Linked DNA regions of Homo sapiens: region 1 is linked to region 2. A link is a loop called in an ENCODE intact Hi-C map of the cell type or tissue named here. Cell type or tissue: IMR-90. All regions are shown on one strand.

Region 1 (5,000 bases), 68 kb after region 2:
TTTGAGAGACATAGCCTATTTAGTCATAAATCACCAGATAATTAAAAAAAAAAAAAACCTCCTTTCAGGTGTAATATTACCCAGAAATCCTTGCAATACTTAGCTGCATATTCGGGTCACCTCCCTGGAGAAAGGGAGCATGTGCATTTCACGAAGCCAGGGGCATTTCTGAAGGTGGATGGATTATCCAAGGTGTGGAATGCAGGGTCACCGTGCCTGACTTTACCCCTGGCTCAAAAGGTAAGAAAAAAAGGTAATTCTATCTCCTCCTTGCCACGGTGACTGGTTGCAGGATGAACAGATCTCAGCCTCTGTGGGCCCTGAGACACAACAGAAGATTTAAGGCACAGGAGGCCGTTCTCTTTCCTTTACAAGTACACAGTTATAAACAAACAAACAAAAAAAAAAAAAAAAGAGGGCATAGCTCTGGCTGGGCATGGTGGCTCACACCTGTAATCCCAGCACTTTGGTAGGCCGAGGCAGGTGGATCACTTGAGGTCAGGAGCTCAAGACCAGCCTGGCCAACATGGTGAAACCCCATCTCCATTAAAAATACAAAAATTAGCTGGGTGTGGTGGTACATGCCTGTAGTCCCAGCTACTCGGGAGGATGGGGCAGGAGAATCGCTTAAACCCAGGAGGTGGAGGTTGCAGTGAACCAAGATGGTGTCACTGCACTCTTGCTTGGGCTACAGAGTGAGACTGTCTTGAAAAAAAGTAAAAAAATAAAAAAAGGCATAGCTCTGTCAGTGGCAGCCAGCCTAGGACCAAGAAGCCCTGGAAAGAGCCAGGCTGTAGAAGGGAAAGCAGAAAAAACAATGAACCTGGTTCCTGAAGACATCCCTGAGCTGGCCCATTTCCCTACTGTCTAGGTGAACATTTCCTAATTGAGACATCATAGCTGAACAACATAACTAGTTCCCATGACAACTATCAATTATCTTTCACAATTTATGGGCCACCATAAAACACGAATTGAGACAGACCAACTCAAGCCTCACAATTCTAAGATGCCATCAACTGTCAGCTGTCACTTTTTGGGGGTGAGAGGAGTGGAGGAGGATGGTGTGAGTACAAGAAACCTACCAACACTTTAAACACATATCGACTGCAACATGAATTCAGAATTATTAAAAGGCTGGGGGAAGGGGGACAAGGACAAGTCTCTGATTAAAAGTAACATGGTGTTTGTCAACTCCTCCCTTCTGTTTGGGAAGAGATACACTTTAGGTCACACCCAACAGTGGCTGGATATTACAAGTCAGTTGAAAGAAACACTGAAGAGCTGACCGCTCACAGGTGAGTATAGCTATGCATAGCTATCACTTTGATATCTAAACCTATTCAACACCTTATACGGTCATGAAAAGGTCTCTAACTCAAAACCTAAGAAAACAATAATAAGGAGAAATGGATTTGAGTCTGATCACAGGAGACAATTTCCATAGCACACACAAAAAATTTCAGAGAACCCAAACCACTACTAGCAATGTAAATTACTTTCACGCAACTGGAGTGCACAGAAGGATGGAAATTCAAACTTTAAGTGTCCACAGTGGAGAGAAATGAAACATCTATTTTGCAAACTGCAAGTGGGGAAAAAGAAATACAATTTACCAGTCATTTTTTCCTTAAAATAGTCCTTGCTCTATCTCTCCAACTCCCAACGTAGTGGTGAGCTCCTAATATGAAAATGACCTGGTAATCCTTAGACACAAAACACAAGGCAGACCCTAAATAAGTGTTCCACTGAACAAACACTATATCAGTATTTGTGCTGAACAAGTACTATAACTTTCACTTGAAGCTTGAAGTACATGCCTTTCAGGGATTTTTAAACTCACTTTTAAACTTACTTTTATATTAAGAAAAAAAGGTTTATTGTAGAAATATAGAAAACACATGTAAGCAAAACACAAGACAATAAAAAATTACCTATAATCCCCTTTGCTCAAAGATAACCTCCACTAACATGCTGGAATATATCCCTAGTTAGTTTTTCTTTTTTCTTGTTTTATAGAGACAGAGTCTCACTATGTTGCCCAGGCTGGTCTTGAACTCCTGGGTTCAAGTGATCCTCCCACCTCTATCTCCCAAAGTGGTTCAGATTACAGGCGTGAGCCACTGTGCCTAGCCCCTAGTCATTTTCTCTACATATAAACACTTAACCACAATAGGATTCTACTGGATCCACTGTCTTATAACCTACTTTTTCTATTTAATATTATACTGGTGACATCTTCGTGGTATTAAATATTCTTCAACACTGCCCCACCCCACCCATCACTCCCACAGCTGCAGTATACTCTTCTGTACCTCACTTCTCAAAAGGAGGAAAAGCTCTTACTCCTGGCTTAAAGTGTTCTCTTTAATAATAATACCAATAATATTCACTGAAAATTAAGGTATCAATTCCAAAGGCACGGCACATACCAATTTCTCAAGAATCAGCATAAGCATACTCTAGAATTCAACGTCAACATGGGAAGTTCAGCTCCCTGTAGATGTAGTTCAATCCAAGAGCCACATTCATTTATCTTCTGGTGTTAACAAGTGAGGAGGAAATACAGTCTGAAGCTTAAAAACCAAGTTACTGACAATAATTACGGCTGCATCCAATTGTCACACACAATGCATGAAGCACAAAAGGAATGAGAGCAAGGAGGAGAATACAAAGTGAAATGATTCAGTCTTGCTTTTTCTTTTTCTTTTGAAATGAGGTCTCATTCTGTTGCCCAGACTCGAGTGCGGTGGTGCAATCATTACTCAGCGCATTCCTGAACCCCGGTGCTCAAATTATCTTTCCACCTGGGCCTCTCAAGTAGCTGGGACCACAGGCATGGGGTCTCACCATGTTGTACAGGCTTTGCTTTTCCTTTAAACCTTGCACTCCTTCCTCTACCCAAAACAAACTGGGCAAGATGAAGTCAGCATGATGAGGACACCCAAAGACAACTCACTTAATAACTGAGAAGGAAAAATAGAGACTAGCAAAGAAAGCAGAAGATTCTCCACAAAGTCCCATTCTTCAGGTTCTCAGGGTAGTTAGGAGATTCGTAAGTAAGTTTGTGGAGCCTGTCACGCTGTGGGACACAAACACATTTTTTCCCCATTACTAAATAGTACTGAGTGCTTACTAAGCAAAGTAATTCTCTAAATAGATTAGGGTTACTTGCATTTTCTGAAAAACCAAAGTAACTTCCAGCATTAAGAAAAAAAGAACTTATACATGTAAATAAAACCCATTCAACACGAACATCTTCAATTAAACAAGAAAAATTAATAGAAAGGGTCTTCATCTCCTACATTACCTCTGACCCAAAGTCTGCCCTCACCGGCCTCCTCACATTAGTGACATCCAACACTCACTTGCCAAAACATAAAACTAAAACTTAACATCACATAGGTCAGGTAAAAGAAATGATTGGCTTTGCATTTTCCAACATTCATTCATAACAGATGTTCAAAGGGGACAACTCAGTGCAACCTCCGGTCAGCTAGGGCAGTGTTGGCCATGGTTCCCAAGTGCACTTCTCAGTATTACAACAATCTCAGCATTTACCCACAATGGGAATTCCAGCTTTACAACACACTTTTAAATATACATTATAAGACATGATCCAAAACTGCACCCAAGAGACGAAGAGCTAAACCTTGAGTCAGGTTGGAAACTGGAAATTAATTAGAATGTAAAAATTGTTGGCCGGGCACGGTGGCTCATGCCTGTAATCCCAGCACTTTGGGAGGCCGAGGCAGGTGGATCACAAGGTCAGGAGTTCGAGACCATCCTGCCTAACATGGTGAAACCCCGTCTCTACTAAAAATACAAAAAAATTAGCCGGGCGTGGTGGTGGGCACCTGTAGTCCCAGCTACTTGGGAGGCTGAGGCAGGCGAATGGCGTGAACCCGGGAGGCAGAGCTTGCAGTGAGCCGAGATTGCACCACTGCACTCCAGCCTGGGCGACAGAGTGAGACTCCATCTGGAAAGAAAAAAAAAAAATTGTTAACACAGGCAAGACCAGGAGCTGGAGATGCAAATCAGGCCCTTGTCACTGCACTTCTGGATCCCCTCAAAACAGGGAACACGGTCTCTGCCTGGTAGACAGGAGATGGAAACATGCCGGAGCCACTCAAGCAATCCATCTACATGTCACTTCAGTGTGCCTGGGAAACCATTGGTCCACTGCAGCCCAAACAAACAAAGTGACAGGTGATGGGACATCACCCAAACCAGCAAGAGGACAGTTCCCTTGGTTTGTTCATCCTCTTCATGGGACCACCATCCTTACAAGCCTTTCCAAGTTCCACCTTCACAGAACAGGTTTCACATCACAGCTTTTTTTTGAGACAAAGTCTCACTCTGTCACCCAGGGTGGAGTGCAGAGTTGCAATCTCAGCTCACCACAACCTCCATCTCCCAGGTTCAAGCGATTCTCCTGCTTCAGCCTCCCAAGTAGCTGGGATTACAGGGGCACGCCACGACGCCCAGCTAATTTTTGTATTTTTAGTAGAAACGGGGTTTTGCCATGTTGGTCAGGCTGGTCTTGAACTCCTGGCCTGAAGTGATCTGCCTGCCCTGGCCTCCCAAAGTGCTAGGATTATAGGCATGAGCCACCATGGGTGGCCACATCATAGCTTTTTAAACTTAAAAAAAAAAAAAAAGAAAAACTCACTTTTGAATGGCCCTTTTCTTTTGGTGAATAGGAGGTATAAAAAGAATACAAAATCTCTTGGTAGATGTCTGCCTGCCAAGAAGTCACCAAACACTGAATTTGATGACAGCAAGGGAATCTGAGAGCCTTGACATTTAACTTGGTGCGTTTTGAATCAATGCAGGACTGAAGTCAGGGACAAAAAGTTGACTGGAGTGTCAAATTTAAGCTAGTTACCCCAGATACACTTATATAATAAGGCTTTTCTCACCTAAAGGGATTACAATAATCAGCACTCCAGTTCAAAACAAAATATTACAATCATAGTGAGATTCTATTATTCATGAAA
Region 2 (5,000 bases):
ACCCCATCTCTCAAAATGTTTTTTAATAAATTAGCTGGTGGCAAGCACCTGTAGTCCCAGCTACTCAAAAGGGTGAGGTGGGAGGACTGCCTGAACCCAGGAGTCTGACGCTGCAGTGAGCTATGATTGGACCACTGCACTCCAGCTTGGGTGACAGTGTAAGACCCTGCCATTCATTCATCCACACATCCATCCATTAATTAATTAATTACATAGGTTTTAATAGCCTTCCTCATGCAGGTTAATACACTCTTCTTCAAATGCTTAGAATGGTGTCAGGCACATAGGAAGCACTCAATAAATGTTAGTGATTATTATTGAATAAAGTATGTGAGGGAAGATGATAAACTTGTTTTTTTACTGAGAAACCAGGTAAGAGCTGGTGCCGTTTAGTGACAGTGGGCAGGATGTGGTGGTGAAGGCAGATCTGGGCAGGAAGAGCAGCGGCTCCATGTGGGCCACGTTAAGGTTGAGAATCATCTTGGTCCTCAAGTGGGAATGCCAGACAGAGAGGTGACTCTCTAAAGATGGAGCACAGAGGTGAGGAGGCTGGGCTGGCAGCCTCAAGGTGAGATTCCACTTACAGAGAGTGTTGGAAGGTTTGGGATGGATGGAGACAGAGCACAGAAGGCACTTGGAGCAGCACTTGGAGGCGGAGAAGCAGAGGAGTAGCCAGAGGGAGACCAAGGAGGAGCCATCGAGGAGGCCGGGGAGGAACAGACAACATGCCACACAGAAATCGGGCTTAGTGGAGTCAATGCTCTCAAAGGCACCGCAGGCGGAGGAAGATGAGGGCAGGCCATGCACGAGTCTGACCAGATGTGGTCCCTCACAGGCTCACCCAGGACAGCACAGCTGGCACTGACATCCGGCCTCCCACCCGGGGAACACCCTCTGGCACTCTCAGAAGGGACAGCTTGTCACCCGGTCATTGGAGAAGGAATGGACACAGTTACTAGACTGGAAGGGGCAATCGGAAGGCAGGCGCTGGAGAGGGCAGGATATAGTCTCTACAGGTCACTTCTTTCTACGGAGTGAGGCACAACAGGGGCAGTGGCCAAGAGGGACGTGGCACTGGTAAGGACATTTTTAAAGAGAAACGTCATAAGGCCTGTTTTTACGCTATTTGGAAGGATGCGGAAGAAAGGAAGAAACGAATAATGCAGGAGGAAAAAGGGTTAACTGCAGGAGTGACATCCTTGGGAAGCAGGAAGAAGATGCCTTGAGAGTGGCAAGGGGCCTGAGTGAGACAGGAGCTGGGGAAGCCTCCGCGGCAGCAGGTGGAAAGGTGGAGGCGAGACAGGGGGTCTCACTGACTGAACGGCTTCTTTCCTCAATGAGACAAGCAGCAAAGTCATCAGCTAGGAGAATGATGGGAGGTGTGGAGAACTGATGAGCAGAAGGTATGAAAGAGTTTTCTCTGAACCGATGAAACTGCTGCAAAAGTGTAATAAGATTCCTGATACAATGAGTGATGACAGCCGATCTGAAGAGATGCAAGTCCAGTTGGCAGTTTTGGAATAATTGTGAAAGTGGGTTTAACCAGGGTGGGGTGTCCAACCGGGGCGGGGGTCTCCTCAGGGAGTACAAAGCAGTTTGGCTGTTTACAGGAAGGGACCATGAGGTTCAGGCTACAGCAAAGTCCCCTGAGGGCACCGGAAAGGGGGTGAAAAGGTGGTGGGTCCACAGATTGGCAAAGCCCGGGATTTCCAAGACGATTTCAAGTGGGAAGGCTGGGAACGGAAGATCGCAGAGTGGGGTGCCTGAGATCAGGGTTCTAGAGGCTAACCTGGACGAGATCTAAAAAGGGTCACTAAAATGAGGTACAGAAAGGCAGCTGGACCAGAAGAAGTCAAGAATGGACAGGCCAGGTTGCTGGGTGGATACTCTGTGAAGAGACCAGCAGGGTTGGCGGTGTCTTCAAGGGCCAGCCAGGCTTCCATTAGAAAGAGAAGGTGCGGGAACATTCAGAGGTGGTGGAGGATGTAAGGATGCTGCCATGACAGGGAACCCAAAAGGCACAGAGGCAAGAACAGTATAACAGATATAAACAGTCAGTGGGGCCAGGTGCAGTGGCTCACACCTGTAATCCCAGCACTCTGGGGGGCTGAAGTGGGTGGATCACTTGAGGTCAGGAGTTCGAGACTAGCCTGGCCATCATGGTGAAACTCCATCTCTGCTAAAAATACAAAAATGAGCCAGGCGTGGTGGCACACACCTGTAATCCCTACTCAGGGGGCTGAGGCAGGAGAATTGCTTGAACTTGGGAGGCAGACACTGCAGTGAGCCGAGATCATGCCATTGCACTCCAGTCTGGGCAACAGAGCAAGACTCTGTCTCAAAAAAAAAAGAAAAAGAAAAAAGAAAAAAAATCCATCAGTGGGATGGGTGGACACCACTTGACAACTGCTTTGAAAGCAAACAATAAATCAGCCAGGTATAGCAGCCTCATTAACTCAGCAGTATCTAAATACACATCATGTGAAAAGTTACCACAAATTTTAAGTCTCTTAAAAAGGGCAAGTTGGAGGTAGCAAGGCAAACACCACTCCAGGGCTCACTAGACTTTTATATTTTATTTTATTTTATTTTATTTTAGACAGAATTTTGCTCTTGTTGCCCAGGCTGGAGTGCAATGGCGCAATTTCGGCTCACTGGAACCTCCTCCTGGGTTCAAGCTATTCTCCTGCCTCAGCCTCCTGAGTAGCTGGAATTACAGGCGCCCGCCACCACACCCGGCTAATTTTTGTATTTTTAGTAGAGACGGGGTTTCACCGTGTTGGCCAGACTGGTCTCGAACTCCTGACCTCAGGTGATCCACCCGCCTTGGCCTCCCAAAGTGCTGGGATTACAGGCGTGAGCCACAGCACCCGGCCTAGATTGAGTTTTAGACACTTGTCAGCAACTAAACACTGCCAACCCTGCCATCAGGTTGTGGGCACAAAACCATCACTTCCACCCCAGCCCTAGGGCTGAATGGCAGCTGTAAGCCAAAGGGCTACCACTAGAGGGCGACACAGCCCAAAGACTTGAGCAACTCCCAGGCACTGATTTTAATAAAACAAAGCTCTGAGCAGAACGAGTTGAAATTTCTCAAGTTCAAAAACCTAGTTTATTTTTTAAATGAAACAATACTATAAAAACATAGAAAAAACACATATATGGGTGTGCAGAGAAAAAGGTCTCAAAGGCTTCACACCAACCTGGTAACAGGGAAAATAAGACATGGGAAGGGAATGGGGCAAGGCAGAGAAATGGCAGACCTCCACTTTTTAGCCTAAAGGCTATGCTGAGTATTTTTCAAGATTGCATTCATATATTATTGGGATAATTTTAAAATACATTACAAATCAGAAAATATAATAAACATAGAAAACATATAGTTGGCCAGGTGTGGTGGCTCATGCCTGCAATCCCAGCACTTTCGAAAGCCAACACAGGATGATGACTTGAGCCCAGGAGTTTGAGACCAGCCTGGGCAACACAGTGAGACCTCATCTCTACAAAAAAAATTTTTGTTAATTAGCCAGCTGTAGTGGAACTCGCCTGTGGTTCTAACTACTTGGGCAGTTGAAGTGGAAGGAGCGCTTGAGCCTGCAGTGAGCCAGGGCCACACCACTGCTCCAGCCTGGGTGATAGAGAGACCCTGTCAAAAAAAAAAAGAATGAAAGAAAAGAAAGAAAGATTAACAACTGAACAAAACTTGCTACAGACAGAATCTCCAAACCAGCAGCATTCAGAAGGGTTCTAAAATCTATCTCACTGAATTCTGTAGGTAGTTCCTGAGGAAAACCGGGCCCCCAAAGAGTAATTTGCTCCAACAGGGGCCAAAGTTAAAATAACAGCCCACTCTCATCCAAGATCCTAATAACACACGTGAGAATCCTTTCTCTGTTGTGTCCTCTACTAAAATGCTAGCAGTTATGGTTTGGTCATCAATTCTCTATCTTACTAATATCATTCTACACTCTGTTCTCCCCACCAAAAAAAAGAGAAGACACTTTTACTTAGATCACATTGCTGAAATGGCATGTCTTCCTTTGGCTAAATTAAATTTTAACAAATATCTGTTGAAACTTTCATCACTTGATAGAAAAACATCACTTAATTATTATAAATCTAAAAACCTACCTAAGTCCATATCTTCAAATTATCTGCAATGTATAAAAACAGTCCAAGCAGAATATGGTAATAGTCACCTGAGTACATAAAGATACCAGTGGGGATGGGGGAGTGAGGGGGGGATTACATCTGTTGGACTAAAGAAAATTTTCCTGAATTTGAAGGTAGAAAGGGACTTTTTTTCTTTTTTTTGAGATGGAGTCTTGCTCTGTCACCCAGGTTGGAGTGCAGTGGCGTGATCTCGGCTCACCGCAAGCTCCGCCTCCCAGGTTCATGCCATTCTCCTGCCTCAACCTCCCGAGTAGCTGGGACTACAGGCTCCCGCCACCACGCCTGGCTAATTTTTTTGTATTTTTAGTAGAGACGGGGTTTCACTGTGTTAGCCAGGATGGTCTCGATCTCCTGACCTCGTGATCCGCCCGCCTCAGCCTCCCAACGTGCTGGGATTACAGGCGCGAGCCACCACGCCCGGCCGTGGCATTTTTTAAAGGGTGAACATTTGCTGCATACTCATTATGAGCTGGGCATTGTACTGATAGTATTTTATGTTTTGTTACCTCATTCCATCCTCACAAATCCCAGTGAGGTAACTGTAATTAACCTCATCGTAGAGGGAGGGAGAATACAATTGGCCAATGAATAGCAGAACCAGGACTCAAACTTAGGACTGCCTAATCCACACCTGCTCTTGGCTGACATCAGAAGGCCTTGTCTTTACTCCTCCTGGTGTGTTTCATTTCACCCCCTGCCTCTCTCCATCCTTGCTGTCTGGCCTCGACAGGGATTTCTGCCTTTCTATTTGGGCAGTCCAATCTGGCTGACGTCAAGGCAGCCAGAGAGGTTTCATGGGTTCTGAAGAGAGCAAGCAAGAAGGGATC

What was found. Hi-C counts contacts between places; a loop is a spot of excess contacts. Peaks named below come from ENCODE experiments on the same cell type or tissue, not always from the same donor. Only the 100,000 strongest peaks of a DNase experiment are listed, where the experiment ranks them.
Region 1: a loop joins it to region 2, with 4 times the contacts of the local background. A loop is called at or near these places in 100 of 110 quality-filtered maps.

The regions. Positions count from the first base shown.
Region 1 is chr18:58,052,309-58,057,308 of GRCh38, reverse strand. All of the region lies in intron 1 of NEDD4L (NEDD4 like E3 ubiquitin protein ligase), which reads right to left. Among named protein-coding and RNA genes, the nearest start is that of NEDD4L, 11 kb to the right of the region's middle. In IMR-90, no CTCF peak of the experiment used is centred here; DNase peaks (open chromatin) are centred at 2,768 and 3,078; H3K4me3 peaks cover 317 bases; H3K27ac peaks cover 306 bases.
Region 2 is chr18:58,120,094-58,125,093 of GRCh38, reverse strand. The region is part of intron 1 of NEDD4L (NEDD4 like E3 ubiquitin protein ligase); the gene reads right to left. Among named protein-coding and RNA genes, the nearest start is that of NEDD4L, 78 kb to the right of the region's middle. In IMR-90, a CTCF peak has its summit at 3,005 (motif pointing right); a DNase peak (open chromatin) is centred at 3,033.